Regions from separate parts of the Homo sapiens genome. Here region 2 is linked to region 1. A link is a loop called in an ENCODE intact Hi-C map of the cell type or tissue named here. Cell type or tissue: Caco-2. All regions are shown on one strand. Each heading gives the region's core, and the rest is flanking DNA. Links, peaks and the distances in the headings are about the cores only. Region 1 has its middle 18 kb from the start of IFT57. Region 2 overlaps HHLA2 (HHLA2 member of B7 family).

Region 1 (16,710 bases), core at 2,971-10,970:
TCCAGTCTACAGGCAGATAACAAGGACTTGAAGACAATGCACAGGGTTACAATCTAGTAACAAGTATACTTTTGCTTTCCTTAGAAACATAACTGTTTCTCTCCACATTGATCATATAGGAAATCTCAGATTTAGGACCTCTTGCAACTGGAAATCCAAACCAAGGCAAGCTTTAGATTTTACTTACCGTCTTAAGGTTCTTGGGCCTGCTAGGAAGTGACAGTTTTCATTCACTCACTGTAAAGCTGGGAACTCTTGAAACCAGGCATTTCATGTACATTTTAAAATGTGACATTTCAGTCCAAACTTTAGTAATATAACCAATGTTTCCAATAGTATCCTGCTTATAAAGAGAGATTTTTTTTTTTTTACTGGATTTACTAAATAAAAATAAGACCCACAATTTTGTAGGAGTCAAGAAATCAGGTAGAGGAAAAAAAAATGCTTCCACCATTGTTCACAAAGGATACTTTATCCAATTATTGCAAACTATAGAGAGGTTATGACAAAAAATTTCCTTGAATCTAGAAAATAAAACATTTAAGTCATAAAACATTATCCTTATCAATTACTTAATTTCATGTCATTAATTTTGTTTTGCTCAATCTTATTTGGCAATTTTGGACTACAGCCAATTGCAAATGCTTCCAGAGAAGAATTTAAAACAATAAACTGTGGTTGACAAAAACCTAGAACAGACATATTCAGAGATCTGATGAGAATTTACAATTGACAAGGAAATTTACATATTTCTTTGGCATGCAACCATCCAATACCATAATCATAATTATGACATGTATCTTGGCATATCAGTATTTTAGGAATCTCATACAATTTCACACCTCTTAATAACACACTTACATAAATATAACTTGAAGTTAAGCATCATTCCTTATTTGACAGCACTTTGCATATTATTTACCAAATAAGTCTAATCATTTAAAACCTCCACAAGGTGAGAAATATACTCTTTGATGCTCTCCAGGGGGCCCACCTGGAAAAATCTCAAAGTTAATTTTAGGCTAAGAGGCTTGAATTCAGATTTGGATCCTGGAAAATCTGCCAAAGATGTAAAAAATTAATAAATAAATAAAATCAAAGTACTTCCTTCAACAGAATCATATGTTGCTCCTACATAATAGTTACTCATTGAACCAGAGTGACAATCAAAAGACTTCTATAGCAATACAGGAAATTACATGGATGTAAAAACCTTAACCCTTTCAAAGCTCAGTTTTCCTAAACAATCTTTGCTTTTTAGGCCAGTAACCTTGAGCAGGGGAATACATTTAGTAATAGCATAGAAGTTCTGGTTACAGGAAACAGTTCAGACACATTAAGAAAAGACTAATACAAAATCAAGTTATACTGGAGTAAAACATTGCTTTTCTAAGACCTTCAAGATAAACCTGAAACCAGGGAAAATAGACAGTTCTCAGGAAGGAATGTGACAGAAATAGAAACTAATTCATAATTCAGAGAAAGGCTGTTAAAGAAACAGATTTCAGAATTAAAAATCAAAACCTCTCCCAATCTTATTAAGAACAAACCAATATTTTAAGAAACCCCTGTTTTAATATAGGAGGGCCAAAATTTTAAGTTCTGTATCAGTGTGTTTTAACATCAAAGTTCATTGTTTAGTAAGACTGTTAAAAATAATTATTTTACTTATAGCCAATTTAATCAAACCTGAAATTTCTTTCAGAAACTTTCTTTTTATAAACCTTATCATTACTTACTCACATGGTCAACAACATACTTGGACTTTCTGCCTTGCCTTATACTTTATCTTTCTTCAGTAATGAGTCGTTTCACACTAGGACAAAGATTTACTACATATGATTCTTCCTCATACAAACTATACATCTTCACATTTATAACTTTCTTCACGTCTCTCTCTCTCCTATTTGCTGGCTCCCTTCTATCTTGTTTCTAATTTCTTCCTAAATCCATATTTTAGACCTCCCTTTAAATAACTTCCAAATAAGACAAAATTACTCTTTTTCTCAATAAAGAACACATTTTATGTCTTTCTCATAATTTTTTCTTATTAATAACATCTTACTTTTGGCATACCTCATATATAGAATCACAAATTAGTTAGAATTTTTTTAAACTCTCAGTACTCCTAAATTTTATTTAAAACACAGTAAGCACAAAAACTTCCATTGTCTGTAATATATTAGTATTTTATACACAAAAACCATTTTATGATTTTTAGAAAAACATGTTTTCCTTTAGCATAATTTTTACACATATTTATAGACCCAAACATATTTAGTCTTTGTATTAGTTTGTTCTCACTCTGCTAATAAAGACATACTTGAGACTGGGTAATTTATAAAGGAAAGAGATTTAATTGACTCAAGTTCAGCATGGCTGGAGAGGCCTCAGGAAACTTACAAGCATGGCAGAAGGGGAAGCAAATGCATCCTTATTCACATGGTGGCAGCAGGAGAAGTGCTGCGCAAAAGTTGGGGAAGCCCCTTATAAAACCATCAGATCTCATGAGAACTCACTCACTATTAAGAGAATAGCATGAAGGTAACCAACCCCATGGTTCAATTACCTCCCACCAGGTCCCTCCCACAACACATGGGGATTATGGGAACTACAATTCAATATGAGATTTGGGTGAGGACACAGCCAAACCATATCATTCTGCCCCTGCCCCCTCCCAAATCTCATGTCCTCATGTTACAAAACATAATCATGCCCTTCCAACAGTACCCCAAAGTCTTAATTCATTTTAGCATTAACCCAAGAGTCTAAGTCCAAAGTCTCATCTGGGACAACACAAGTCCCTTCTGCCTATGAGCCTGTAAAATCAAAAGCAAGTTAGTTACCTCCTAGATACAATGGGGGTATAGGCATTGGGTAAATACACCCATTCCAAATGGGAGAAATTAGCCAAAACAAAGAGGCTACAGGCCCTAGGTAAGTCCAAAATCCAGCTGGGCAGTCATTAAACCTTAAAGTTCCAAAATGATCTCCTTTGATAGCATTACATCCAGGGCACACTGATACAAGAGGTGGGCTCCCACAGCCTTGGGCAGTTCCGCCTCTGTGGCTTTGCATGGGGTAGCCCCCGCTCCCAGCTGCTTTCATAGGCTGGTATTGAGTGTCTGCAGCTTTTCCAGGCATACAGTTCCAGCTGTCGGTGGATCTACCATTCTGGGGTCTGCAGGACAGTCGCTCTCTTCTGATAGCTCCACTAGGCAGTACCCCAGTGGGGACTCTGTATGGGGGCTCCAATCCCACTTTTCCCTTTTGCACTGCCCTAGAAGAGGATCTGTGTGAGGGCCCTGCCCCTGCAGCAAACTTCTGCCTGGACATCGAGGCATTTCCATACATCCTCTGAAATCTAGGCAGAGGTTCCCAAACTTCAATTCTTGACTTCTGTGCACTTGCAGGCTCAACACCACATGGAAGCTGCCAAGGCTTGGGGTTTGCACCCTCTGAAGCTACAGCCTGAACTCTACCTTGGCCCATTATAGCCATGGCTGGAGCAGCTGGGATGCAGGGCACCAAGTCTCTAGGCTGCACACAGCAAGGGGCCCTGGGCCTGGGCCAGGAAACCATTTTTTCCTTCTAGGCTTCTGGGCCTGTGATGGGAGGGACTGTGTCAAAGGCCTCTGACATGCCCTGGAGACATTTTCCCCATTGCCTTGGTAATTAACATTCAGCTCCTTGTTAGTTATGCAAATTTCCACAGCAGGCTTGAATTTCTCCCCAGAAAATGGGGTTTTCTTTTCTATTGCATCATCAGGCTGCAAATTTTCCAAACGTTTATGCTCTGCTTCCTCTTGAATGCTTTGCTGCTTAGAAATTTCTTCCACCAGATACTGTAAATCATCTCTCTCAAGTTCAAAGTTCCAAACATCTCTAGGGCAGGGGTAAAATGCCACCAGTCTCTTTGCTAAAACATAGCAAGAGTCACCTTTATTCCAGTTCCCAACGAGTTCCTCATCTCCATCTAAGACCACCTTAGGCTAGATTTCATTTTTTGGTCAAAGCCATTCAACAAGTCTCTAGGAAGTTCCAAACTTCCCCACATCTTCCTGTCTTTTGAATTCTTCAAGTCTATAGGAAGTTTCAAACTTTCCCACATTTTCCTATCTTCTTCTGAGCCCTCCAAACTGTTTCAATCTCTGCCTATTATCCAGTTCCAAAATCACTTCCACATTTTTGGGTATCTTTACAGCAGTACCCTACTCTACCAGTACCAATTTACTGTATTAGCCTATTTTCATGCTGCTAATAAAGACATACCTGAGACTGGATAATTTATAAAGGAAAGAGATTTAATTGACTCACAGTTCAGCATGGCTAGGAAGGCCTCAGGAAACTTACAATCATGGCAGAATGGGAAGCAAACACATCCTTCTTCACATGGCAGCAGCAAGGAGAAGTGCCAAGCAAAAGCAGGGAAAGCCCCTTATAAAACCATCAGATCTCATAAGAACTCACTCACTATCACAAGAACAGTATGCCCCCATGATTCAATCACCTCACACTGAGTCCCTTCTGTGACATGTGGGGATTATTGGAACTACTCAAGATGAGATTTGGGTGGGGACACAGTCAAATCATATCAGTCTATCAAATATAAGAAGCCAATCAGCAATTTGTTCTGGTTTTTGTCTAATTTGGAACTGAGCCATAGATTCAACGAGTATCTATTATTTAATTTAGGATTTCAAATTACATAAAAAATTTATTTATAGATATTTATCCCATTTACCTTTACCTAATTTATTTGTTTTTAGCAGTTTACCTAGATTACTTATGAGAACTGACACATTAGACAAAGCTAGTCATCATTACAAATTATCTGTTAATTACCTTATATAACTGCGTATCAGGTAGGTGTCATGAAAGTAAGAACCTTAAAGTTAAATTTCAAAAGACAAACATCCCCATCAAACCAACAGTTTTATTAAGACTTAAGAATAGTCTTATTCTCTAAATGATGACTCAGGCATGTGAACTTGAAAAGCATTGGCTTTTATTTGCTTAGTTTAGAAGTACTCATTTTTTTATATGCCAATTTGGTACCATAGACAAATACAGTTGGAGCTGTACGTACCACCAGATGTAAATAATGATCTTGTAGCATTAATTTTTAAAAACTTTAACCATGGGTTGGTACAACTCCCTACTTTAAAGGACAGTTAGATTCAAACTGTGTCTCTGTCAGACTAGAAATTTTAGCTGAAATTCATCTATCCCACATGGCTGAAGCCCTTCATCAAATTTTAGAGAGAACAAGGTAGCAAAGTAAAGAGGCAGAGCAGCAGGAAGGGGAGGCTAATGGAAGAAGTTTAGCTCTAGTGTCAGAAAGCCCATGAGTCTCTTTCCCACAGCAATTGTTACCCAGGGTTCCTAGATTGTAGAGGAGCCCCTGACCCTCAGGGTCTCATTATTTCTGGTTACTATCAGCAAACTGTGACATCTGCTGGGCTGATTGATGGGAAGCTTCTTTTCCTCCCTCTTCTATCTCCCAGAGACAGTTAGAATACTCCTGTTTCTAATTGCCCTCTAGTTTACAATATGCACATTGTTGTGGCCTCAAGGGTGGATAACCCTTTTGGCTAGGCAGTGGGGACCTTAGGGGGTCTTACCCATGGCTCTTTGTCTTTTCCTTGTGTGCTGGCTGGTTGCAGTTAAGAACTGTGGTAAGCAGCATAGCTTGTTTTCTCATCTCGAGTTGTTTTTGCCCTTCTTGGACTTGGTCATAGCTGTTAAATGCCTTAAAAGCAATCTTGACCAATTAACATATCAGCATTCCCAATTACCCTTCTACTTTTTGTAGTTTACTTGTATGACTTGTGCTGCTAGAGTCCTTTTACAATGTTTCTCATTTCCTAGGATACCTATTCAGGGTCTAGTGCAAGCCACCAGAGGCTTAGAGGCAGGATTGGTGGTGACACAGATCCCACAACTCTTGGCCCACTCTGGGTTCAACTATTTTTTTTTTTGAAACAGAGTCTCGCTCTGTCGCCTAGGCTGGAGTGCAATGGCACCATCTTGGCTCACTGTAACCTCCACCTCCCGGTTTTAAGCAATTCTCCTGCCTCAGCCTCCCTAGTAGCTGAGATTACAGGCACCCACCACCATGCCCAGCTAATTTTTGTATTTTTAGTAGAGACGGGGTTTCGCCCTGTTGGCCAGGCTGGTCTTGAACTCCTGACCTCAGGTGATCCATCCAACTCGGCCTCCCAAAGTGCTAGGATTACAGGCATGAGCCACCACACCTGGCCTTTTTTTTTTGTTTTTGTTCTTTTTTTGCATCAAATGCCAGAGCTCCAGTTTCTGGTGGGTGATCCAGGTTATGGCAAACAGGGCGCTAGGGAGACCAAGCCCTTCCGCCTCCTATGAAAGCCTGTCTCTCGACAAAACTAATTCCTAAAACTAGTCCCACAGTCAGCTATCTAGCTCCAGATTGCCCTTATCAGGACAGGAATGTCTCTGAATCCCCCAGATCACAAAGCAGCCAGGGACAGAAACACAATCAGAGATGTGCTATGCTTGGTCCAGAGAATTACCTTTCTAGTCAGCCCACAGGGCAAAGTTCACTTACTGCCCCAAAGGAATGTCAAACAAAAGGTCCCAGCGATCCATCAGGGTAGGTCCAAGCGACAATCCAGTGGGCAGGACACCAAGCTGGAGGTCGGTGGGAATGGCACCCAACCCCTCTCAGGCAACGTAAGTCAGTTAGTCCAGGCAAGCTGCCTCTGCCTACTGTTTCATTCGTAAGGAGCCTTAAAGGACTTTGGGATCAGGACCTGAGTCCCAATTCCATCTGGGTCACCAGAATTTTGTTACCTACATAGTGGGTTGGTTTGGACACTTAGCAGGTATCAACCAATGACCACAATGAAGGAAGGTTTAGCAAGGGGATTTTATGACTTGTAATAAGTAAGGAGAACACTGGTGATAATTCTCAAAGCAATGTTCCCCCAAGCTGGGGGCTGGGTCAGGTTTTATAAGCATGGGATAATGAGCTGTGACCTGATGGGATCTTGCAATGAGGTGATGCCAGGACGCATGATCTGACTGGATCCTGCCATGGAATGATGCCAGAGCTCTATCTGATTGGATCCTAGATCTTGTCATGCAATGTCAGCTTCTGAATTCAGTTCCCACTCTTTACGCACTTAGGCTTCCCCTGTGGTTGCACACTTGGTTCATCTGGGCATATGACCTAAGGTTATGTGACCTAAGAGTTCATGGCAACTGAAAAAACAATTTACAACTTTGTTAGATAAAAGTTGAAGCAGATTGGTCTGGTGCAACTACAAGCAGATATTGACAGAATATGTATATGATAAAAATGATCTAATAAATTTTCCTTATTTTTACAATAGTATATGATGATAGAGACTTTGGAAAATTAAAAAAGAAAAACATAATGCAATAATCATAATAAAATAACTTCTTAAAAATCTGATTTTTGTATGCATATATTTTTAGAACATGTTGTTTAACAATTTTCGGATCTACTTTTGTATTACATAAGTATTTTTCCATGTCATATCTTAAAACACCTTTTTCAATGTTGCCTAAATTAGCACCCATATATACTGTTAAGTATTAACTATGGACCACTGGACACATTAGATGATTCCAATTTTTTTCTATTATAGAAACTAATTAAAAATTCTATTTACATAAAACCTTGTCTGAGTTGACTATTGATATAGAAATGTTTGTATAGAGGGAGTATCAAAAAAGACAATATACTCTAAAATTCTTGATTTGCCTAGCAAATCCTTTACAAAAGGATGAAGCAAGGTTTTTAAGAAGCTGCTTTTTGGGGAGAAAGCATTTGTTCCTCTTGAATTAATTTCACTCTAACCAACATAAATTAATGTTTTTTGAAGTAGAAGTAATAGAAACTTTGGGAGAAAGTGAAAACACCTCACAATCTATTATAAGCAAAGAAAAGAATGTCAAGCACATTGTGAAAAATGTGCCAGATATAAGAAAGGTTTATTTCAAAACATTAAGAACATTGAAATGCCAGATAATCTATTATTGTGAAAGGCAGTTCCGTCCTGATGGGAGACTCAAACTAAACTCTGGCACCTGAATCACTTAGCAGGTAAAAGAGGAAAGAAAAAAGAGAAACATGTAAACAAATTCAACAACTCAGATTATAGTTTCAGGGAACAGGATATAACAAAAAACAATAAAGATTTGCATTAGGAAGTTGAAACTAGGTTTGCAGAAAAAGACAGCAGTAAAGACAGAATAGACTTTACTGCTTGAAAAATATTTTTAAAAAGTCATCAAGTGAAAGAAAGTAGAACTGTTTAATTTTGATTTTATTTTCTCTTCATAAAGGAGAAAAATCTTTACTGTAAGGTAGAATGGTATGAATAGGAAGTCAAAGCCCAGGATGAATGGAATGAAGTGAAAACTATGGGAGCAAAATTCACATTGCAAAATGTCACAGGGAAGTGTAGTTAATCTGACAAGCAGTAGCTTGTTAAATAGAAATAAGGTGGCTCTGAATTCTTATCCATAGCAACAAGATGCAAGCTAGGAGCAGTGACTTTCCTTGGAGGATAACTCCTAGCTGCATTTCAGAGTCAATGGCGGAAATTTAAAACATACAGACGTACAGCCTCCATCCAAACACCTACGTCAGAAGGCCCATGGTGGAGGATGGGCATCTGCATAGCAGCACAACTGCTGTTTGATGAACCAGTTTTCAATGGACCAGGATCATTTATACCACGTGTTTGAGAAGACTCCCATCAAATGGTAAATTTCGTCCCTAAAAGGATTAATTAATTAATTCTCAATTAATGACATGGGCTTCATAGCTAGAAACTACCAAGGACAAATAGGTATCACAAAATACATGTATTTCTGAATATACATTGAATGTTTGTATTCTCTTAAGACTTGGGTAAATTCAGTAAGTTTCTCAAACTAAACAAAAATCTTTATTTTTGCAGTCTTAATTGATGTCAGACATAGCTGCCCTGCTTCCCCTCTCTCCATAATTCTTAGAATTGGCCCCTAGTTGGGATATAGCTACCCAACCAGATGCTTTCTGGAGTCATAATACTTTTCAATATTATTTTAAGCTTTCAACCCAGTAGAATTTATGCTAAAGCAACGTAGAAGAGCTATTATCTCCCATCTCCACATATATATTCTCTCTTTGATCAGGCCTGCCAGAAGTGAGATAGGAAGATCATGGAGATAGCAAGCCACTTGGCTCTATTCCAGTCTGACTACAAAAACAAGGGGAATACAAGAAAGATAAAGGTGTAATCCTACCAATCTTCAAGAATTACAGGACTAAATCCAATAATTAGATTCTGCACAATTGAAGGCCAACCTATTGCTTTATTAAATCAATTACAAAAAGTATAGATTGGTAGAAAATCTGTTTTTCTAATTGTAATACATCCTTGTTTTGTCTTTAAAATTGTGTAAATTTCTTAAATTACTGAATTATGCAAATTGTCACAGCAAAATCAACTTCATAAATAAATGATATCTATTGCGGCAAAGGACTAAAGTGAGAATTTTGTATTTACTGATAGGTCAAAGCTAAGTTGCCAATAAGGATTTCATTGTGATATAGCTTTGTCCTGAGTTTTAGCTAGTCCCTGAGCCAATTTATTTTAAATGGTGGATTTTCTTATTTTCCCAACTCATTTTAGTTTGGAAAAACTGGTTTCATTCTGATACCTCTGAGTTCTCCAAACAATATCACAAATTAGCTAGCTCTTCATGTATAAATCATATGGAGATTAAACAAACTCAAGGGTAATTTGATGCACAGCCATAAGATGTATTTTGCTTTAGTTTCATTCATTTCCCTTTGCTTCTTTTGTTACTTTGCATGTTATCCATCGTGCAGATAGAAATTAAATACTTTAATCTATAATTCAATATTTATTTACATTTTGGTAAGATTTTGAGAGAGAGATATGACTAGTAAAATGTGAAATAATTTTTCTGAACATCCTTCAGGACAAAGTGTTGTCATTCTTCCTAACTCTCCTACAGTTCTCTTACCGTGGTAAACACATGGCTCTTGATTGCACTGAGAACACCCTTACGAAGTCATAGCTTACCTATTCAAGGCCATTTAATTGCTTTTGGGTAAGAATTCAGTTCCCTAATTCCCAGTTCATAAAGGCCATTTCTGGAGGCAAGTTTAGGTTTTGTTATTTTGGAATTATATGTCAGATTGTTGTTGAAATGTTTATCAACCACCTCAGAAAAAGAAAGAATTCTGAAACAGCTCCCTATAATTTGTTATTTGGATAATTCCTGGATTTCATTAACCTGGATTTAATTTATAATAGATGAGAGATCAAAGAAATCCTAGCTCTTATGGTATGATTTGGTCCACATGAACTTTAGATTTTATTTTTCTACCTTATACACTATTATATATGTTAATTTTGTGTCCAAAGTAGATTTAAGAGAAGAACAGTCAATTGAGGGCCTATTAAGCACCTGTGTACCAGGTGCAGGGAAAGAAGGAAGACTGAAACAGAAGTAAATAGGCAATACAATACAATACAATACAATAGTATTGTATCTTCAATACAAGTTGAAGATGGTTATGATGAGTATAAATCCAGGAAGCTAGCAATGGCAGGAGAGCTGAGAAGCAACAAATCAAGCTGCAGGTTTTCTAAACCTTCCTTACAGGAAGACTGTTGGCTGGTTGTGCTGCCTTAAAAAAAAAAACTGCCACGAAATTATTTGGTACTCCTTCCATCAAAAGGTGAGTAGAGAGTGGCCAAGATGGTCAACTCGAAGCAGCTAATGTGTGTGCCTCTCACGGAGAGAAATGGAAGGGTGAGAAAATACAACACCTTCAACTGAAACATTCAGGTACTTGCACTGGGACTAATCAAGAAAACAATCTGACCTATGGAAAATGAAGAAAAGCAAGACAGGACCTGGGAGCAACATGGAGCCAGGGGAACTGCCTCTGCCCAGGCAGGCGTTGAGAAAATGTGCAACCCCAGGAAACCACACTTCTCCCATGGATCCTTGCAACCCTTGGATTAGGAGATCTTTTTGTGAGCCCACCCCACCAGGGCCTTCAGTCTGACACACAAAGCTATGTGGAGTCTTGGTGGAGCAGCTGCTCAAGCATGTGTGGAGACCCTGGAGCCTTAAATACTCAGACTTTCCAGCAAAAGTAGTTGCAGCTCTGGCAAAGTGGGAGGGTAGACCCCCGTACATACAGTGGAAAAGATTGAATCCAGAGGGCTGAGCAGTAACAGCCTGCAGGCTGTACTTCCATTGTGCCTCAGAAAATCAGACCCACTGTCTTGGAATTTCAGCCACCCACCAGTAGCAGTATTGCACCTCTGTGAGAAGGAGCTCCTGTGGGGAGAGGTGGGCCTCCATCATTGCTGTTTGGGTGCCTTAGCCATTCCAGCCTTCAGGCTTTGGAGAGTCTGAGCCGACTAGGGGTAGAAGGGATCCCCTTGCAAAGCACAGCTCCTCTACCAAAATGTGACCAGACGGCTGCTTTAAGTAGGTGTCTGATCCTATTCCTCCTCACAGGGTGGGACCTCCCAACTGGGGCCTCCAGCCAGCCCCACTGGTGTTCTCCAGCCAACAGAATGTTGAATTCTCCTTGGGACAGTGCTCCCAAATGGAAGGGTGGGCTGCTATCTTTGCTGTTTGGGAGACTTAGCTGTTTCAGCTTTTGGGCATTGCAGTGTCTGAGCAGACCAGGGGCGGAAGGGATCCCCCAGCACAGCACAGCTGCTGTATAAAAACATGGCCAGACTGCTTCTTTAAGCGAGTCCCCAATCCCATTCCTCTTCACTGTGTGGGACCTCCCAACCAGAGCCTCCTGCCACCCCTGTTGGTGTTCTCTGGCTGAAAGAGATTTGTAACCTCCCTGGGATAGAGCTCCCAGAGGGAGGAGCAGGCCACTATCTTTGCTGTTTGGACAACTTAGCCATTCCAGTCTTCAGGCTTCGAAGTGTCTAAGGTGACTGGGGGCTGAAGCAGAAATGTGAATCAAAACCACAATGAGATATCATCTCACACCAGTCAGAATGGCTATTATTAAAAAGTCAAAAAGTAACAGATGCTGGTGAGTTAGTGGAGCAAAGGGAACGCGTCTACCATAAAAACACAGGCACACAAATATTCATTACCGCACTATTCGCAATAGCGAAGACATGGGATCAACCTAAACGCCCTTCAAGGACAAATTAGATGAGAAAATGTGGTATATATACACCATGAAAAACTATGCAGCCATAAAAAAGAACAAGATCATGTCTTTTGTGGGAATATGGATGGAGCTGGAGGCCATCATCTTTAGCAAACTAAACAGGAACAGAAAACCAAATACTGCATGCTTTCACTTATAAGTGGGAGCTAGATTATAAGAACTTAAGAACACAAAGAAGGGGACAACAGGCACAGGGGTCTACTTGAGGTGGGAGGAGGGAGAGAAGCATAAATGATAACTATTGTGTTATCACAATAATACTTGGGTGATGAAATAATATATACAACAAACCTCCATGACATGTGTTTACCTATGTAACAAACCTTCACATGTACCTCCAAGCCTAAAATAAAAGTTTTTTTAAAAAGGTATTTTCGTTCCCTCCTCCTGAGACTGAGTAGGCTTATGACCAATACAATACAGTGGATGCTATCATAAATGATGTTCCTTTCTCACTGGAATGCTTAAACTTGAAGCCCTAAGAAGTCTCACTACCCTGAAGTAGGCAGAGATATTTTAATGCTAAGCTAAGGCAAATCAATTTTGTAAGTATCAGTTCCCTGATGGAGAAAACCTGGAACTGAAAAAAGAGACTGAATATTCTGAGGAGGTTGACTCTACAACCTTCCAGATCCTGTAAGATTGCAGAGGTAGCCCACCTTTCCTTAGTAAGAACTAGTACTTCTGGAGCATCTCCCAGCACAGCAGGAGTCTTGCCCATATAAGGCAACAGATGATGCCCTGGAAGGCTACCTCTATTACCTCTCCTTAGCTCCCAGGCTAATAACTAGGGTTAAATCCCAGTGTAACCCACCTGGGGATGTGCTGGGCCTTATAAAGAAGGAAAGAGACTTTATACCTAAAGAATTATGTGAATGAGCGGGCATATATGAGCAGGAGTCAGTGAATTCCTCCTGAAAGTGGATTTTAGAAGTGCTTGATCAAAAAGGCCAGAAAGTACAACTGCATAAAAAGAATTCATTGACTTGGGAGCACTTTCTCAAGACCCAGGATTTAACACCCTAGCAAGGACTCCAGGGGATGGGTAAACTTACAGCTGGTGTAGCTTCTAGAAGCCTAGCCAATTCTCAATAAAGTGGGAATGTTCAAGGTGCCCTAGAAGTAGGGAGATGAAGGAGTTGAGGCTGAGGAAAGCAGACATGTAGAATGGATATACGCCATAAGGCCAGAAAACCCACCAGAAGATTATGTTCCTCAGAAGGGCCTAGAGAACACACCATTCCCCAAGGCCATCAGGAATATATTGGTGATAGGAGCACTAGCACCACTAAGGAACTCTATGATGGTTCCCTCTGTAGGCAAGGGATGATGATACTAGAGGCAGTCACATAGCTGGCCTGATTAATATCATTAAGATGATGGGGCCTTGATGTACTAGAGGCCAGATGGCAGCACTTATTATCAGGAGGCAGGAGGCTGTAATTACCATAATGACTGGCAAGGCCAGGGGGCGGCCAAGGCTGCTTGACCCACAGGGAATTGTGGAGATGGTTAACAGAGCATCATAGTTCTAGGGGCAAAACAGATGGGCAGTTAACAAGGGTGCTGCTTAACACTACAATGAAATAAAGACAAGAATGGAGGAGCAGGATGCTGGGTGGCTGCCCAACAATGTCACAGTTGCTTGCTTGGTCAGTTCCCAGACCACAACAAATGTTCACATCTATAACCCATAGGCTAAAGAAGGGCCTGGGGCCTTAGAAGAACTCTGCCTCACCACAGCAACTATGTTTCATGACAACAGAGTCCTTGAATGCATGAATAAAACTGATACATTTGGCAAGTAAAGTAATCCCCACACTAGGTTTCTAGCCTGTGGAGTAAGAGCTGTTACAGCGGGAACAGCCAAATGGAAACCTCTGAAACTGCCATCCCAAAGCAGTGAATAAATAACAATATAGTATCACCTGGAGAGGCAAGGCAAATATATGTGACAGCATTAAAGATCTGAAGGATGCAGGAATCGTGGTTCCTATTGTATCTCTATTCAATTTGCTACTTTGGCTCCTTCAAAAACCAGATGGCTCCTGGAGAATGACTGTAGACTATTACAGAATCAACCAAGAAGTATCCTAGTTTGTAGCTATTGTGCCCAGCGTGGTATCCTTGATAGAACAAATATGTCCTCAGATACACATTATGCAGGCACTGATCTAGTGAATGCATTCTATTTAAGCCCAATCAGGAAAGAGGATCAGAAACAGTTTGCATTCACAGGAATAGACACTATCTATTTAAAGTTTTCCTCAGAGCTGTGTTAACTGTCCTGTCCTCTGTCATAACAGAGTCCGAAGAGATTTGGACCTCCAGGACATTCCATAGAACATGACACTGCCCCATTATATCTGTGACATGATGCTGATTGAGTGGGAGCAAGAGGTGATTAGTATGCTAGAGGCCTCGGTAAGACGCGTGCACTCTAGAGCATGAGAAATTAACCCAACAAAGAGTCAGGTGCAGTCACTTCAGTTAAGTTTTGGGGATGCAGTGATTGGGGGCCTGCTGAGACAACCTCTCCAAAATAAAAGACAAACTATTGTATCTTGCATCTCCTACACAAAGAAAGAAGCACAGCATTTTGAAAGCCTTTCTGGTTTCTGGAGGTAACAGATTCCAAACCTAAGAATATTGATCTGGCCCATATATAGGATGATGCAGAAGGCTGCCAGCTTTAAGTGGGAGCCCTTAGACTGCATGGCAGCATAAAGCAAGCACTTCCACCCAAGCTTGCTTCCCTTTACTCTTCACTTGTGAACAGCCTTGCATCAAAATCTGACTGTGGTCCCTTCCCATGTTCTATCCCAGGCAAATAGCCTAATAAAATTTTTACATATCTAATCCCATTTTGGCCTCTGCTTCTTGGAGGACCCAACCTAACATAAATACTTTGAGAAAGGTCACAAAAGATAAAAGAATAAGAAATCACTGCTTTTTTTTTTTTTAAGAGGCTATAGAGGAAACAAAAGGGAGGACTAAAATTTACAGTATGAAGAGAGGATAATTATATAGGGTAGGACAAAATGACGACAGAATATGTGTAGCATTCCTATCATTAAATTTTCTCCAGTTTCAACTGGGGAAGACCCCTTGTCTGGCATGAGGGGTTAATCATAGGGCCATTAGCATGACTTTAGTGGTATTGACTGCAGAGCCAGACAAAGGTGTAAAAGATACAGAATCCAATCAGCCACCATTAAAATATCATTAAGAATTGTGACTCAGCCAGACAGGAAGATTGTTAAATAAATGTTTCAAACAGATAATAAAGGATTAATACAGGAAGTTAGTTGCTGCCTGGGTAGAGGGTTGCAATCTCAAATCACAGGAAAGTAATTTAACTAATTTTATTTAATTAGGTGATTTAAGGGCCAAACTTGAACCTATATGAAAACAATTTAGTCTTAAAACTATGAGCATAATATTCTCCTTTTAATGATGACTATAATAAAGGGTCAGCAAGTCTGTTTCTTGATAGGAAGCACCATCCTGGCTATATGCAGCCACCTTAACTCTTGAATTCTAGTCAGAGATCTCTGGGCTATAAGCAATGTCAGCTTGTTGGATAGTTACTTTACCTTGGTTGTTATTTATTTATTTAAGACAGAGTTGGTTGGTCTTAACTGGTTGTTGCCCAGGCTGGTCTTGAACTCCTTAGCTCAAGAAATCCTCCTGCCTCAGCCTCCCAAAATACTGGGATTATAGGCATGAGGTACCATGCCCAGCCTATCTTGGTCATTATTTATTGATCTGGTAACCTCACCTCATTTCAGATGATAAAACAATTCCCCAGTAGAGGCAGATGTACCAAGAGAGTAGCGCAGTTTATGTTCCAGGGAGCTTTACTTGCATGCTCCCTTCCAAAGTACTGTAGCTGATTTCAAATTCAAAATTTGGTATTTTTTATTAAAAATTATGCCTCCCTCACCCCCACCCCTACCAACTGTATAAGCTTCAAGCCCCACAAAGCCTGAATCTGTCCCTGGCGTTTACACAGCAAGCTAAGAAAACTGAATATTGTCCTGAATAGGGGAACCATGTAAGAATGTCGGGTAGTACAGAGGCATGTCCATATTTGCATTTCAGGAAGATTACTTTGGGAACAATGTAGACAAAAGACTGAAAGAGGGGTAGATCTGGAGGGAAAACTATAAGGAAGCCGTCATTGTATTCCAAGCAAGAATAAAGATCTTTTGCTTTTTATTTTATAAAAAAAGTTGGTGTTTCCTTTGAAAGAGCAAGATCCTCTGAGGCATTTCTAATTTTACTTATAAAAGCTCCCTCTTCCCATTTCAGAAGTATTATTCTTCCTTCAAGAAGCTGAGGAGATTAAAATCTTTCACAGTGTAATAGTCTGTTCTTGCCTTCAGAAAGTAAAATATGAAATTTTCATACTCTACAGTGCTAACTTACTAGCATAAGGAAAATAGCAAGTGTTTGTTTTAAAA
Region 2 (16,710 bases), core at 4,856-12,855, 77 kb before region 1:
TAACTTCCAACCCAAAATTGTAGCAAAAATATTTCAAGAATAAAGTGAAATAATTCTCAGACACAGAAAACATAATTTGAAGCCAGTAGAACTGCACTAAGTGAAATACTACAGGCATGTTTTTCAGGCAGAAGGAAAATGATACCAGGTGGAAGCTCAAATTCAGGAAGGGATGAAGAGCTATGAATATAGGGCAAATTTAAATAAGTAGACTAGCTTTCTCCCCATGGATGCTGCTGCAGAAGCATCATTAAAGTCTCTCTTTCCATAGCAGCCATGTCTAAGTCAGAGTCTCCTAAAAAGCCTGAACAGCTGCAGAAGCTTTTCATCACATGGTTGATCTTTGAAATAACTGATGAGGGTTTCTACAGCCATTTTGAGCAGTGAGAACTCTTATGGACTGTGTAGTAATGAGAGACTCAAACACCAAGCACTCCAGGGGTTTTGGGTTGTCCCATATGTCACCATGGAGGTAGATATAGCCATGAATGCAAAGCCATCTTATATGATTTGGCTGTATCCCCACCCAAATTTTATCTTGAATTGTAGCTCCCATAATTCCTACATGTTATGGAAGGGACTCAGTGGGAGATAATTGATTCATGGGGGCAGTTTTCCCCATACAGTTCTCATGGTAGTGAATAAGTCTTAGGAGATCTGATGGTTTTGTAAAGGGAAACTCCTTTTGCTTGGTTCTCATTTGTTCTTTGCTTGCTGCCATGTAAGATGTGCCTTTCACTTTCTGCCATGATTGTGACACCTCCCCAGCCACGTGGAACTGTAAGTCCATTAAACCTCTTTTCCTTTATAAATTACCCAGTCTTGAGTATGTCTTTATCAGTGGCATCAAATTGGACGAATACACCATACAAGGTGGATGGAAGAGTTGTGGAACCAAACAGAGCTGTCTCAAATGAAGAACTTCAGAGACCAGGTAACCACTTAAATGTGAAAAAGATTGTAGTGGCATTAAAAAAAAGACACCGAAGACCATCACCTAAGAAATAATTTTGAACAGTATGGAAAATTAAAGTGACTGAAATCATGACTGACTGAGGCAGTGGCAAGAAGAGGGGCTTTGCTTTCATAACTTTTGATGACCATGACTCCCTGGATAATACTGTCATTCAGAAATACCATCCTGTGAATGGCCACAATCATGAAATAAGGAAAGCCTTATTGAAGCAAGAGATGGCTAGTGCTTCATCCAGCCAAAGAGGTCAAAGTAGTTCTAGAGATGTGAGTGGTGGTCGTGGAGGTAGTTTTGGTAGGAATGACAACTTTGGTAGTAGAGGAAACTTCAATGGTTGTGGTGGCTTTGGTGGCAGCCGTGGTGATCGTAGATATGGTGGCTGCGGGCACGGCTATAATGGATTTGGTAGATAGAAACAATTTTGAAGGTAGAGAAAGCTATAACGATTTTTGGCAATTACAATAATCAATCTTCAAATTTTGGGCCTACGAAGGGAGGGAACTTTGGAGGCAGAAACTCTAGTTCCTATGGTGGGGGAGGCCAATACTTTGCCAAACTACAAAACCAAGATGGCTATGATGGTTCCAGTAGCAATAGTAGCAGAAGGTTTTAATTACTGCCAGGAAGCAAAGCTTAACAGGAGAGGAGAGCCAGAGAAGTGACAGGGGAGGTACAGGTTACAACAGATTTGTGAATTCAGCCAAGCACAGTGGTGGCAAGGCCTACCTGCTACAAAGATGACACATTTAAGACAATACTCATATGCATGGGCAAAAAACTGAAGAACTATATTTGTGACTAATTGCATTAGAGGTTATTTTAGTTTCTGTTTGTGGAACGTTTAAAGCATTCCATCAAAGGGTTTTAACATAGTTTTTTTTTGTTTTTTGCACCCATGCTGTTTATTTCTAAATGTAATAGTCTGGTCATGACACTGAATAAATGTCTTTCTAAAAAATAAATGAGACTAATGACAATAATAAGATTTTAAATATATAAATTTTAAACATAAATAAAACACACTGACATTCATATTTTAAATACAGATTAAAGACAGAATTAAAGTACCTAATAATGGCTTAAGACTTTAGAAGGGGCTAAAAAAAAGTGAGATGTCTGAAAGGAATATAGAATCTTTTCATTGCCCATGAAAAGTATAAAATACCAATTAATGTAAGGTTTTAAGAACCAATGAAGTATATCATAATTTGGTGGTTCACAAGTAAAAGAACTATAGAATGCATAACTTCTAAAGAGGTAGGGGGAGAAACAGAATTACAAATTTGCAGCAAGGCCCAGAAAGAAGGAAAAATTTAGAGCATATAAAAGCCCTAGAATAGATGAGATGAATAGAAAGCACGGAGTAAGTCAGACACAAAATAACTCCTACTGTATGATTTGAATTACCTGACATTCTGAAAACAGGCAAAACTTAACTGTACTGTTTAAGGATGTACACCTAGGTATAACACTAAAGAAAAGCAAGGACAGGATTACCATAGAAGCTAGAAGCTAGAAAGTATTTTCCTTTGACAGAGACAGAGAAGGTAGTGACTTGGAGGGGACATGAAGGAGCCTTGTGAAAGCCTAGGAGTGCTTGATTGCCTGGCAAACCAGGTGGTTATCTTGTGGGCTTTTGTTTTGTGTTGATTCATTTAGCTATGTTTTGTGCACTTCTCTGTATTTATTCTATTTTCACAAAAATATTAAAAGTATAAGGAAGATCTAAATGTGCTGATACAGTCAAATCTTCAGAAATGTACAGTTAATAAAATAAGGCATGGAACAGCAAAAATGCTCTTGTTATATGAAAAAAGCTTACATATTCATATATATGCTTGTATTCACATAAATAATTTCTCAAAACGTATGTAATAATAAATTTAATGTAGTCCACTGCCTCTGAGAGGGGAGACTAGGACTCTGGTATTTATGAGAAGGGGCTAATTTTTATCTGTATGCTTTTACTGTGAAAATAACCTTTGAATTACATTTAATAATAAATAGATTCACCAACCTGTGAATTAACTATTAAGACAAAGTAGGGTTACCATTTGATGAAATCATTGTTTTCTAACAAAGGAGTGCATTTTGAAATCTTAAGTCTGGCATTTTTAACCAAAAATTGTAAATCACTGCTAAATTTGTTCAAAAGATGGGTTGAATTTTCACAAGCAATAAGAAAAGAAAAGTGGCTTTTATTTTAAATGGATACCCATGAAGTGATTATCTTTCAATTTCCCTTACATAAGTGGAGTGGAGATAGGTATAGATAATTCATTTTCATTTCAGTTCCCTTCTAGAACATTGTGATGTTTTCCATCTGCATTACAATAGAGCACTACTAAAAAATGGAAGCAAATTTAGGGTAAACCAAATGGCTAAATGTGAGAATCTGCCACAAATCATGAAATTGTCCTTTAGGCTTTTAGTTATATGAACAAGTAGTTTAGACCAGAATCCAATAATATGAATAATCTCAGTTGTCAAAGCAATTAGAACATAGTACGGATTTCAGGGAAATCCATTTACTAAATAAATGAGAAAAGCACCCATTGTTGACAAGGTGTGAAGAGATGAGCCCACTCAGGATTTCTGGGTAAAGACAGCAGCTTAAATACATGTTTATAATTTTGTTTCTTATCTCCTTAACTCAATAAAAATTTAGGGAAGGGATTTTTCTTTTCAAATTTTTTAAATTTTTATGGGTACACAGTAGGTATATATATTTATGGGGTACATGAGAAGTTTTGATACAGGCATGCATGTGAAATAAGCACATCATGGAGAATAGGGGTATCCATCCCCTCAAGCAATTATCCTTTGAGTTAAAAACAATCCAATTATACTCTTTCAGTTACTTAAAATTGTACAATTAAGTTATTGACTATAGCCGCCCTGTTGTGTTACCAAATAGTAGGTCTTATTCATTCTTTCTATTCCATTAACCATCCCCACCTCACTGCCCCCCAACCACAGACCCCCCCACTATGGGAAGGATTGTTTTTGTTTTTTAAGAAATGGATAAAGCAGAAAAAGAGGTGAGGTCAAAACAAACAAACAAACAAACAAAAAAGTCAGCAAAAATTTGGAAACTAGAGAAAAATGGGCAAGTAGTAACTGACTTAGTAAACCCAAGAAAATGAATCTGTAGTTAATGGGAAAATGTGAAAGTCCACCAACTTGTACCATATAGTACTCAAAAGACATAGGAACTGCTTTGGAACTGGTAATGGAAAAAAAAGAAAAAGACTAAGATAAGAAAACCTCATAGGAAAGCTATTTCTTACAGCCATCCAATGCAGGTGGGATGAACCCCTCCCAATTAATAGGTGAGACGTCCTGACTGATGACGCCATGTACACACCAAGAGGTGAGAACACATTGTATTACATCATGGAACTTTCTAAACATAGTGGGACAACACCCAGGCTAGTCTGGAATGAGCTTGAGAACGTTTCGAAAGCAAGAATGAGAATAAGTAGACTTGGTTTTTATCATAGATAGGCGGTTGGATGAGGGAAAATCCACTCCCCCACATAGGTTGAACTTTCTGCTGTGTCCAGGGGGCAGCACCAGCTTTCTTACCAACTTGCTCAAATATGAGGCAGAAGAGGAAAGAGGAGGTGGGCATGAAAGCTCTCAGCAGTCAAAGATAAAAATGGAGTCAGACTCTTAAACGATTTAAGAAGTTAAACCCCCTAGATTCTCTCCTGCACTCCACTTTACTGAACAATTGCCCCTTTCTTTGGAGAAATCCATGGAGAAACAAAGCATAATAATGTCTGAATTGATGGTCCAGGCACAGATTAGAGTTAAGGTAGAGGTTAAGACTAATTTATCAAACAGATATCTAATGCTGAACACAGAGACCCAGCCTGTATCACCCTCCAGTGACTTCCGCCTGAGAGGCATGGCCCACAGTCCGAGCTCTTAGAGCCTCCAATAAGCTTCCCTCATTCTTAATGTTAAGCAGACATTGAGGGATTACCAGATACCCTGAGGAAAGCTGTCACAGAAGACAGAAATAAATGAAACCAACCTCCCTTACAAAAAGACATCCTGGAGTAAATAAAAATATGCAAGCAAGCGAGGGTGAAAATCAACAAAAACAAATGAAATAAAACTATAACTAACATCTTCAGAGAGATAAGAAAAAGTTACATTCATAAAAAAGGAACAGAATGGCATAAGAAATTAACAGAAAAGACATCTTGGAATTGAGAACATAAGAGCAGAAGTCATTAACAGGGTTAGAAAATAAAGTAGAGACTGTCTCCTAGACAGTAAATAGACACAGAGGCAGAAAATAAGCAAAAAAGATTTTTAAAATCAGGTGACAACTCTAAAAAATCTAGAGAAAAAGAGAAAACAGGAAACAGGGTAGAAAACAAAAGTATTTAAGAAAATTTTCCAGAATAATAAATGAATTGCTATTACTGAAAAAAAGCTTACTGAATAAAAGTGGTGGATGAAAGCATTCACACAAAGATACTCCATTTTGAAATTTCAGAAAACTAGGGAAAAAGAAGAGTCCATCAACTTCCAGGAGAAAAAAGCTAATAGAAAGGGCCAGGAATCATAGTGGCTTCAGACTTTGCAACAGCATGACTTGCCAGCAAAAAGAAAACGCAACCACATCCAGAATTCTAAAGAAAAATTACTTGTAACTTGCAAGTATGGTCAAACTCCCAAACGGGAGGGCAGAATGACATTTTCAGACATGCACTATCTCAAAAACAAAATAAATGTATTACCCATCCTCTCTTTTCAAGAAGCTATGGGAAAATGTGCTCCACCAAAATAAGAGTATAAACCAATAAAGACGACAACGTGATACAGAAAATTAGTTCAAAATAGAAGAGGAGTCAAGGGATTCCTAGGAGGATGGTGAACAGACATTCCAAAATGCTAGCTGGAATCTGGACCAGACTGGAGAGGAGTGAGTCTAAATGGACATGCCTCTGCCTGTTAGAACCATGATCCCCACTGCTTTGGCACAGTCTTTTTTTTTTTTTTTTTTTTTAAACACCTGGAGAAATGTTCTGGTGAGACTGGCCCGGATACGAATCTAGTGATCTTGACAATTTGCTAATAAATTCCTTATTCTTTCTTCCAGGTCCTGCTGCCTAAATCAACTGTGGACATTTATTCATTCTGCCAAAGTGTTCTGTTATCACTGACTTCTGCGAGCTGGAACAAGCTTAGCAGCAAGAAACCCAGGGTAATTCATGCCACTCCCACTGATCACGTGGTTAGTACCTGCTTTGCATTACAGTCCTTGCAAATGTATGGACTGTGGTGAGCTTCATGGTCTCTCCCTCTGAATATACCAGAAAGCCCCCTTATAAAGTCCCAGGATGCAGAAGACTGCAAGTTCATCTTGTCCTAGACAACTTTACCTAACAGCGGTGACCATACCCTCCTCACACAACTAGCTTTGTATTTGCCGCCCACATTTAAAAAATCTATATAATATTTAGGACTACAAATAGTTATATATACACACACACTCTATCATTTAACTATGAAAACTATGAAGAAAACCAAGGGAATGCATAACCCTAAATTCTAGATGATTTACCTGTGAAGAGGGGAGGCATGAAGAAGTATGATGAGAATCAGCAAATGCAGGAGGATTCTATTAGGTTGGTGCAAAAGTAATCGTGGTCTTTGCCATTAAAAGTCATGACAAAAACCGCAATTGCTTTTGCACCAACTTAATAAATTCTATTTCATAACCTTGGTGGAGGATTCAAGGGTTAGGTTTTTTTCTGTTGTTCTTTGGACTGTACATTTTACACATAATTTCACATGCAGAAAATAAAAGGAAAAGAAATAAGCCTACTCATATAGAAATGGTTCAAGTGTAAATTGGAACAAACTTCCTGGCTGACTTCTTGGCAACAAATATCAAAAACCTTAAAATTGGCCATGCTTTTTAAGCCAATAATTCTTCTAGGAAATAGTCTATGAAAAGTTGGACACTGCAAAGTATACAGATTTGCTAAATCAGAAACAGTGAAAACTTAGGAGCCCAAAATAACCTATCTTGCAGAATTTATTAAAATAAGTGGGATATTCATGCAATTGACCATTATGCAGTCATGACATGCTGTTGTTTACTGTCATGGGTAAAGTCGACATTATACTGAAATTTATTTCAAATATGCATAGGCTATGTGATATGTACATGCATGCACGGGGCGAATCTGCTCCACAGGGATGGTTAGTTGATATCTGAAGAATCCTATTCAGAGCAAGCACTCCACAAATCTGTGCTTTAGAAGCAGCTACTGCAAGTGCTTCAATGAGAACTAACTCCATCAGTATCGGGTTTGCTAACTAGCAAAAGAGATACTCAAAATATTTTATTGTTGGAAAAATGTACAAGCACATCTGCTCTTGCATTAATAGGAGTATGATAGAAACCGCAAGAGCAGTTAGCACTAGAATATTTTAGTGTCTGCCTCTAGTAAACTTGTCATGAAAGGAACTTCAAGTACCTAAAAGAAACGAGCTTGGCACATCACCAAGTTTTGCAAGAACAGGTTTTGTGACTCTTTATGGTCACTTGGTAAATGTGTGTGTGTGTATTATTTTGGGTTCTTCAGAGAAGCAGATGCCAAGACAGAATTATTGCAGAAGATTTATTGGTAGAATATTCAAGAAGGACAAGGAGAAGGAGCTGAAGAAGGCAAGAAGAAGCTTAAGATCATAATAAAGTTCTAACACTTGAAAAGAGTCGAGGAAGGAAGGAAGATCAAGTGGGAAGAGTCTCAGATTAGAGTGGGGTTCCAAGAAAGCTTCAGCCTGACCAATGGAGAAGTTGTATGCCAAAGTCATATGACTCTATTTTCCTTCTTTAAGTCAAGTACATGATGTGGTGTGAGAAAAAAAAAAAAGTATTTTACTAGCTATCACTATGGTTTCTTTTAGGGTCTTTGCCTCTTTCCCACCCAGGCCCTCATATTCTGAACTATCTCATCAAGGCATGTTCCTAAGGTACCATAAATAAGAAATAAACAGGAATTTCGGATGTGGGAAGGAGAGAAGAGAGAAGGAACAGAGAAAGAGCATAGGAACAAGGTAGTCAGTGGCCAAAGAACTTAGAGCTACCTTGTGAGTGATATTGTATGTGTTTGGGGAGAATGGAGCTATTTGCGAAGTGGAGAAAAGGAAATAGCTACAAAATGAAAGAAATGAGATGTCATAACCAATGTTGACAAAGAGACAAAGATAAATATGAATCTCTGGGGAATTCCAGGAATCTTGGAGAATGCACTTCCATATGGTGTAGGATGGAAGTAAAGCTGATCTAAAGTAGGTTGTAAGAAGCAGGATCAACACAACTTATAGCTTAAAGACAGACACAGGCAAAATATATGTGGGTAGGAAAATATTTGACAGCATGAGTAAAATGTTAGTATTGTTTCTTTACATGATAGAGTTGTGATTTTTTTTTCTTCTCCATTTTCTAATTTTTCCTCAATGAACATGAATTAGTATAATACGAAGAAAAAGATGTTGGGGGAAAAGGAAAATAATTTGGGTGATTTTTTATTTCCAGGAATTAGACTGAGCATTAGCTAAGTGCAGGCATTGTTTTCAGCATAGTTTCCAATATAACTGGTGAATTATAAGAGAACTCCATAGAGAAGGTCAGTTTACCCTGTAACCCATGGATGGATGCACTTTGCAGCTAATGCATCCTGGTAGACATATTTAGGAGACCATGTTTGTCAAAGTGGAATTTTTAGTTAGGATTTTATCCATGGCCATTGATGATGACTGGCTATACCCTCCATGAAAAGTTATTGTCTAGAACCATTCTATTCTGCTTTATAGTGAGGTCTGAAGAAAAATATTGCTCCATAAGGACCAAATTCAAAATTGGCTACAGTCAAAGCTAATATTGAATTTTTTTTTTTTTTTTTGAGATGGAGTCTCACTCTGTCACCCAGGCTGGAGTGCAGTGGCATGATCTCAGCTCACTGCAACCTCAGCCTCCTTGGTTCAAGTGATTCTCCTGCCTCAGCCTCCTGAGTAGCTGGGATTACAGGCATGTGCCACCACGCCTGACTAATTTTTTATTTTTAGTACAGACAGGGTTTCTCCATGTTGGTGAGGCTGGTCTCGAATTCCCGACCTCAGGTGATCTGCCTGCCTCAGCCTCCCAAGGTGCTGGGATTATAGGTGTGAGCCACCATGCCCGACAATATTTTCTTTAATAAGTAATCTCCCAGGCTGGGTGCGATGGCTCACGCCTGTAATTCCAGCACTTTGGGAGGCTGAGGCGGGCGGATCACAAGGTCAGGAGTTCAAGGCCAGCCTGACCAACATGGTGAAACCTTGTCTCTACTAAAAATACAAAAATTAGCCAGCTGTGGTGGTGCGTGCCTGTGATCCCAGCTACTTGGGAGGCTGAGGCAGGAGAATCGCTTGAACCTAGGAGGCAGAGGTTGCAGTGAGCCAAGAACGTGCCACTGCACTCCAGCCTGGGCAACAGAGTGAGACTCCATCTCAAAAAAAAAAAAAAAAGAAGTAATCTCCCTACTATCCTAGGCTACCTCACCCTCTTACAGATTTGATTAATCAGGATTCTATTAGTAAACTTACATCCTGCCTATGTAAAATAATAAAGTACCAACCTCAAGGGCTGGGACATCCAGATGTTCCCTTCTTCCCTCACTGCTGCTCAGTCCTCCACTTGCCTGCTTAATTTCTAAAGCCTACATAGCCATCTTTAATCAGCAACAGCTGGGACTTTAGACCACCCTACTAGAGGATAGTGAAGAATGTGTCTATACTTTAAAAAAATCCTGGTTAGAAATGTCACAGAGATCCTAGTTGCACACCGTATATCCACTTCTACAGATTCGTTAAACTCTACCCTTGGATTAAGCTGGATCACAGGAAGAATATGTGCTGTCACTGGCCACAGTGTCTTTCTATAAAGACAAAAGGTTCCCCTTCTTCCAGGTAGACCCTGCCTCCTACCATGGTACATGCTTTGGTGAGAGGAACCAGGACTGGATTGCAATTTCTATTTACCCCATGAGCCTAGTACACTGTTCAATCTGGATAACTGTCCACAACAGCCATGATTTTTGTGCTTAGAAGACATTAACTTAGTCCCATGAAGAAATCCTGTCACTAAGTCATGCTTCACCTCTAAACTTTTTCTATCCTCCTATCTCTCCAGCCATATTTATTGAGGGTCTTAGTGGACCAATGTTCACAGCTTTTTGGATTTCATGGACCAGTTAAATTCCTAAAGAAAATGGTTTTCGTGAACTGACATAGGGTTGCCAAATTTTATTTGGAAAAAAAAATAGGGCCTAAAGCGTGCGATTTAGTAAGCATAGTAATTTCAAAATAAAAGCCAATATTTCTGGAGAAATAAAAGCTGTTTACCTAAATCCACATTTTTTCTTTGATAAAGTAAAGCTTAATCAGTGCATTGGGATGTGGTTGACCTAGCTGTAACTGTCTCCCTTTCCAGCATCCTCTGGGCCCTTCTCTTCCAAGGTACACCAGTTGTCTGCAGGTTCTCCAGCCTACCCCATCACTTCTCTTGGTCTCTGAACCTGGGTGATGCCTTTTAATCTTTCAGGTCTTAGACTGGGGAGTCAAGGAAGGATTCTAAGCCAGAGACATTTAAGCAAATTTAGGAACTCTTACTTTTCCATAAATGATACAAAAGCTAAGCATAATTAGTTATATATCGATAGATTTAATATTTATCATGCCTACTATACTGTGAGCTTCATGAGAATAGCATTCATGTCTATGTAGTTTTGCCTCTGGCACCTGACCCAGTATCTGGCCACCTTAGTACTTGTTTTTAACCAGAGGAACTTCTTCCCTTCTTTCTGAATATTAAAGATTTTATAATTTGTTTCTCACTTTGCCCTGTTTCCAAGAATCTTAGACACAGGATTATACTTTATCACAGCAACTGTGTTGACTTTTCCGGCTGGAATATTTACTCTTTCCTCTTTCATCTTTTTTTTTCATTTTTTTTTTTTTTACTGTTTGTCATAAGCTGTTCTAAGCTGTTTCAAATTTCAGAAACATGTAGGGTGTAAATAAATAAATAAAAGCCTTATAATGCAATAGCTCACCTGTTCCTGAAATAAAATGCTGACATTTCAAATGTTCCTTATTGTAAAGGTTAGATGACTAAATATATTCCTCTTCTGCTACCTTAGATTACCCAAATAAACATCCAGCACATATAAACCACACAAATAGACCAGGCTTGTGAAGGAGGTAGCTTTAAGGGCCAGGTAGATGTTTGAAAAATCAAGATAAAAGAAAACGCAAGGTATAGCATTCTAGTTTAAAAACAAACAAACAACCATAAGAAAACTACCACATATACTTCTATTTATGCTTATTATATGCCCTTTTAAAATACCAAGAGAAGCCAGCTGCCAGCTGGGGTGCTTTCCAAAAATTTTGAACAAGCATCACGACTCTATTCTCCCATGAGGCTTATATAGGTCTGCTCTTAACATTCTAAATGGATTAGAGTAGCTATCTCTAGTTTGGTAAATAATACTTAAAACTGGGCCAAACATCAATCAAGCTTCAAATTCTGATTATTTTCTAATAAAGAGGATTTAGCACAAAATATACAGAAGGCAACATATCCTAATTGGCTTAATGACGCCTTTAAGACATATATCACATGCAATGATAGGGTAGTTGCTCTGAGAAAGTATACTGACATGGATCCTGGACACACGTTTAAGCTATAAGAGACTGTAATTCCCATTCTATGGAACAGGATCCATCTTGGTCATATCTGAGGGTTCTCTGATAGCTGAAGTTCTTGTCTCCAAAGCTGCAAGTCTCAATCAGCATGCACAGCACTTTTATGGAATATCCAGGGCTCAGCTCTGAACTTAAGGCTCTTCTAAGGGCAGAGAGGCAAGAGGATGCACCCCTGGCACACACTTGCTGAGCCCCCTTGAATTTAATTCCACAGGGTGAGAGCCTCTGATAAAATGCTTAACGTGGGTACAAAAGCACCATTTCCCACCCATCTGGGAAAATAAGGGTGTTTGTTCTACTGAAGAGCTGAAAATAAATTTTGGCCCGGAGCTTGATATCTTGCTTAGTAGGACAGCAAACTTTCTATTCAGATAAGTAGGGGAAAAAATCCCAATTCAGAGTGGCAGGCTTCTTTGACAGTGGTGACACCTGAGCCTTGGGGTCAACCCAGTGGGTGTTTCAGCAGGAAGCAGTGAGAGCATGGGCTCTGGAGTCAGGCTTGGCTGTGACTTATAGCTCCAAAATTTACAAGTGAGATGACTTATAATATGATAATCTTTAAACTGTTTCCTTCCTTGTGAAATGGAGGTTCAAGGTGGCAGTGGATAAAAATAATGTATTTCATCCACACATCAATCGATGAAGTAAAATGTCTGGCTCTATAATAGGTACACAAATATTCGTTCACAGCCTACCGCCCTCTCCTCACCTTCCCGTCTTCTCAGCTTTCCTTTTGACCGGGGAGGTTGCAGGTGACATGGAGAGAGGAGCCATGGTGTGGCCAGGCCCAGCCTCAAGGTATCTGGGGTCAGGAAAACCCCTCCCCATCCCTGCCAATCTTCCTCACTGCCCAACAATATTCTTATCCTATTTAAAAATTGGGAAGCAATGAATTTCAATAACTTCAAGAAAAGATTCAAAAGGGGAAGGAATCCACAAAATGGAAAAAAGGCCAGCCTAAGGATGTAGGAGTAGGAATTTTTTTTTTTTTTTTAAGAGACAGTATAGGGCCATGGATTTGCTTTGCTCCTGCTGACAAGATTAAGTGCTCACAAGAATATGGAATGCAGTGCTACAGTTGTTCCCCCAATCTCCTCCATCTCTTTCTCCTTTGACCTCTTTCTCTGTATCAAGTATTCATAGGCACAAATCTTAGTACAACAGATTGCCAGCTTGCTAGTGTTTGTGTGCACAAAGATAAAAAAAAATCAATCTGAACTCCACACAGCAGAAGTAAAGGTATATACAATTATGCGACATCACGGTGTGTACTAGAGTTAATGCTAGGAATGATGGAACTCAGAAGAGAAAGTGATACCTCCTCTGTAAATTGATCATAGTCCCCAAAGATAATTAAATAGTGCATTTTAAATTAAGAAGGACTTAGTTGGGGTCTGGAGACAAAAAGGAGGGGTCTGATGAAGTCATCATAACCCTGAAAGATGTATGCTCGGAGTTCAGTTCCTGAACACTCTTAGCTTCGATTTCCACGCTAGTAAGTTAGGACTGACTTGCCCAAGGTCACAGAGGTTAATGTCTATGTGGCAAAGAGTCAGACCTTACTCCATATCCAGTCTTTTCACTACCCCATGGATATAACTACAGGTAGGGTCCATACAGGACACCTGTTGTGCAGGACTTCAACCTACTTAGTCCACCTCTTACTCCAGCCACATTGTAGCAGTCAGTTCTGTGAAGGTTTTAACCGGCAGCTACAGGGGCAGTCAGTGGCATTTTGCCTTGGTGCTGCACCACTGCCCAAAGAGCTCTGAAGCAGAGATTGAGAGCACCACAGGAATCCTCTCAGCACCCCCACAACACATGCACACACAACCCAGAAAGAGAGGAGGTAATATCCGTGGGGGCCCTGGAGAGGATGAATAAATGCTCCCACTCCTTGCCCTTGTTGAGTGGTTCTGAAACATATTTACTAATGTTCTCCAGAAAATCCCCCGGGATTAAGCATAGTTCCCAATGGTTGGGATCCAATCAGTAACACATCTGTGTTGACCTTCCCTCACTGCTGGTTTCACTCCCCCGAATCACAATCCTGCTCGTTGGTACAAGACTACCCACACCAGCCTTTTTCCAAAATAAAGAATTGTGCATGACTCAAGCCTGAGAAAAACTGTCTTTATATAATTATCTCACAGAATATATATTTCTAGTCTTAAAACAGACTTGCATTTCTAACTACCCCACAGGTATTGATACTCTTGAAAACTCTTGGAATGCCATATTACACTGGTCAGAAGTACAGTATCATCCTTTTGCCATGAAAACTAGCCTCTCCAGACCTTAATTTTGGCAAGGCACCACTTTTCTCCTTAATTTCAAAATGTTGAGTCCTCCCACAACTGTTCGTTCCTCAAGAATGTTCAGCTGTTGTGTTTTTTTAGTTTCATCATCACTACATTGAAGCTCTGTTCACAACCTCCATTTCACCATCTCACCAGATTAAACAGATTTTCTCCATTCCCTCTGTAAAATATACTCTTAGTTCAGGTTCCCTTGAGGCAGAGCCAGAAATGGTGATTATCATGCAGTGGAATTACTGAGGGTGAGCTTTCAGGAGAAAATTGTAAGGAATCAAGGAAGTAGGACAGAGAAAGGGAAGAAGCCAAGCAAAAAATGAGCTTGGCTGAGGTCTGGTCTCTATCTCATAGCATCAGGAGCACTGGAACCTGAGTGGCACCACAGACTTGCTCACCCTTGCTGCAAGGGGCCAGCTTGTCCTCAAATCAGCCTGTCATTGGGCATGGGCCACCCCCGGGGAAACATCATAGCTTCCCAGGCATCTCTGGGCAAAGGTAAATCTCTGGAAGAGTGTATACAAAGGCCATTAGCAGCCAGCACTCACAGCAGCTGGAGTTTGGGTGCACCTGCCTAGAAAAGGGGATCTGGGCAGGACATCAACAGGCCCTACTGTTCATACTTTTCCCTGTCCCTTGACATAGCTAGTAGTCTGCAAGGTCCAGCCAGGGAGCAGAAACACCACAGGTTTTTGATAAAGAAGAAATTTATTATCTTACAGAAAATTGGCCACATGGGTGATGGCTGGGAAGCAATAGGGGTGAGTGAGGCAATCCAGAAATTAGCAGTAACAAGAAGCTGCTATAACCCATAAGGCTGGAGGGATAACAGAAGAAGGAACTGGTGAGAGTCTGGACCGTCTGGGGGGATTAGAGCCACTAAGAGGATGCAGAAGAGAGGCAGCCTCTGGCAGGACACCTCAGGAAGTAAGAATGGTGAATGGGGGGAACGTGGCTTCTTCCCTCCCCTCTCCTCCAGCCCTCCCGTTTTCCGCCTGTGCCTGCCATTGGCTGGACATACACAGAAGCCAGAGGGAAAGGCAGTCTGGGAAATGTGGTTTCTTGCAATGTGGCACATAGCAGAGTGAGGAAGGGCAGAAAAGAGAACAAGAACTGATAAGCAGACACTGACACACCGCTGCAGTACATCTGCACAATTCTGTTCATACCAAGTGAGTTATATACTTACCAAAACAGCTGTGTTTTGTCCATTTTCTCTGCTATGATGTAGAGTAAACTAGTTTGGGGACATAGACATCTCTTGAGATTAAAATAGAAGTAATCAAATCTATGTCAGGCCCTAGTTACTGCAATCAAATGTGTATATACCATGTATGATTTCTCTAGCTCAGTTTCTAGTTCTCAACTATGGAAAAGACCAACCTTGAAAGCTACACTCCTTTCTTGTGCCCAATACCCAATCTTAAATCTAGAAAAAGGGATAAGCTTTTTCTAGAGCTTGGCTCTAGAAAAGTTGGAGGATTTTTGAAGGTAGTATCAAGAATGCAGCTCCATTTCATTCATAATTTTGGCACAGACTGATTTACCATGATGCTCCTCTCACTTGAATTTCCATTTTCTCCTTCTTATATCTGGGTAAATAATACTTAATGTTTGATATTACTTGATGTTTTCAAAATGTTAGCCATCACTTTAAATATTTCACTGTGCACTAAATAACATAAGTAAGCATTAAACATAGGTCCAAATTTAGTTGGCATATTTACATGTGTCTTTGATTATTATTTGCAAAGTTGTGTCAGTACTTGGGATTACTCAAGAGGCAGTTTAGACCAAGGCCATCCCAAGGGGCTTAACAAAATGATTACAGGCTTATTAGAAAACACAGAAAGACAAGCTTCCCAGGTGTTGTTCTCTACTACTTGCAAATCACACCGCTGATAAAAGACCATAGGTTTGTTATGAGTAGAACAATTTCCTAAGTACATATGCTAGATACAGACACATACCCCTATTTACACTTGGTAAAGTGAGAAACAACAGATTTCTGTAAATGTTCTTAATTCTATATTTCTTTAAAACAACATGGAAGGTCTATAAGTTACAACCCTCTACCAGATTTATAGTGCATTTTGGTGAATGGTAATACTATTTCTTGTGCAAGAAATAGTATTTTTGTGTAGGAATATCTGCATACATTTGCCAAAACTTCATTTGTGCTAAAGATGATGACTGAATATGTCTTTTAAATGTTGTATTAAAATTTTTCTGTTCAAGGAATTTATACACATAGAGTAAAATATAGTATAGCAAATACTCACCTCTTCCCCAAATCCAATTCTTGATGGTCTCTCAAGCTTTCAAATCAGCCTTGAGATGTACCACAAGGGCATCCAGTTCTATATGTGCTGAGATGAGAAATCAAATCCATAATCATAACAAACAAGCAAATTTATTCTCACTGCCAATGTGGATGTGGGATGCAGTTCATTTTCAGTGATTAATGACTTGTGAGAATCAGAATTCAGATCATTATACTATGAACATTTCTCTTGATAATCCAAATGAATTACTCTGACTTGCCAAGAAATTTCAAAAAAATTAACAATTAAGCCAGCTGATTTTTTCCAATAAGAGGGGAACAATATGTCATTAATCTCTACAGAATATGATGGATGAAAA

What was found. Peaks named below come from ENCODE experiments on the same cell type or tissue, not always from the same donor. Only the 100,000 strongest peaks of a DNase experiment are listed, where the experiment ranks them.
Region 2: it touches region 1 in a loop (4-fold over the local background); 1 of 110 quality-filtered maps calls a loop at or near these places.

What each region holds. Positions count from the first base shown.
Region 1 is chr3:108,231,759-108,248,468 of GRCh38, reverse strand. No RefSeq gene overlaps it. Among named protein-coding and RNA genes, the nearest start is that of IFT57, 18 kb to the right of the region's middle. In Caco-2, for the core only: no CTCF peak of the experiment used is centred there; a DNase peak (open chromatin) is centred at 6,548.
Region 2 is chr3:108,310,381-108,327,090 of GRCh38, reverse strand. It overlaps HHLA2 (HHLA2 member of B7 family), which reads right to left. Exons shown (of 10, transcript NM_001282556.2): 2 at 16,350-16,436. It also overlaps the pseudogene HNRNPA1P17. Among named protein-coding and RNA genes, the nearest start is that of HHLA2, 22 kb to the right of the region's middle. In Caco-2, for the core only: no CTCF peak of the experiment used is centred there; no DNase peak of the experiment used is centred there.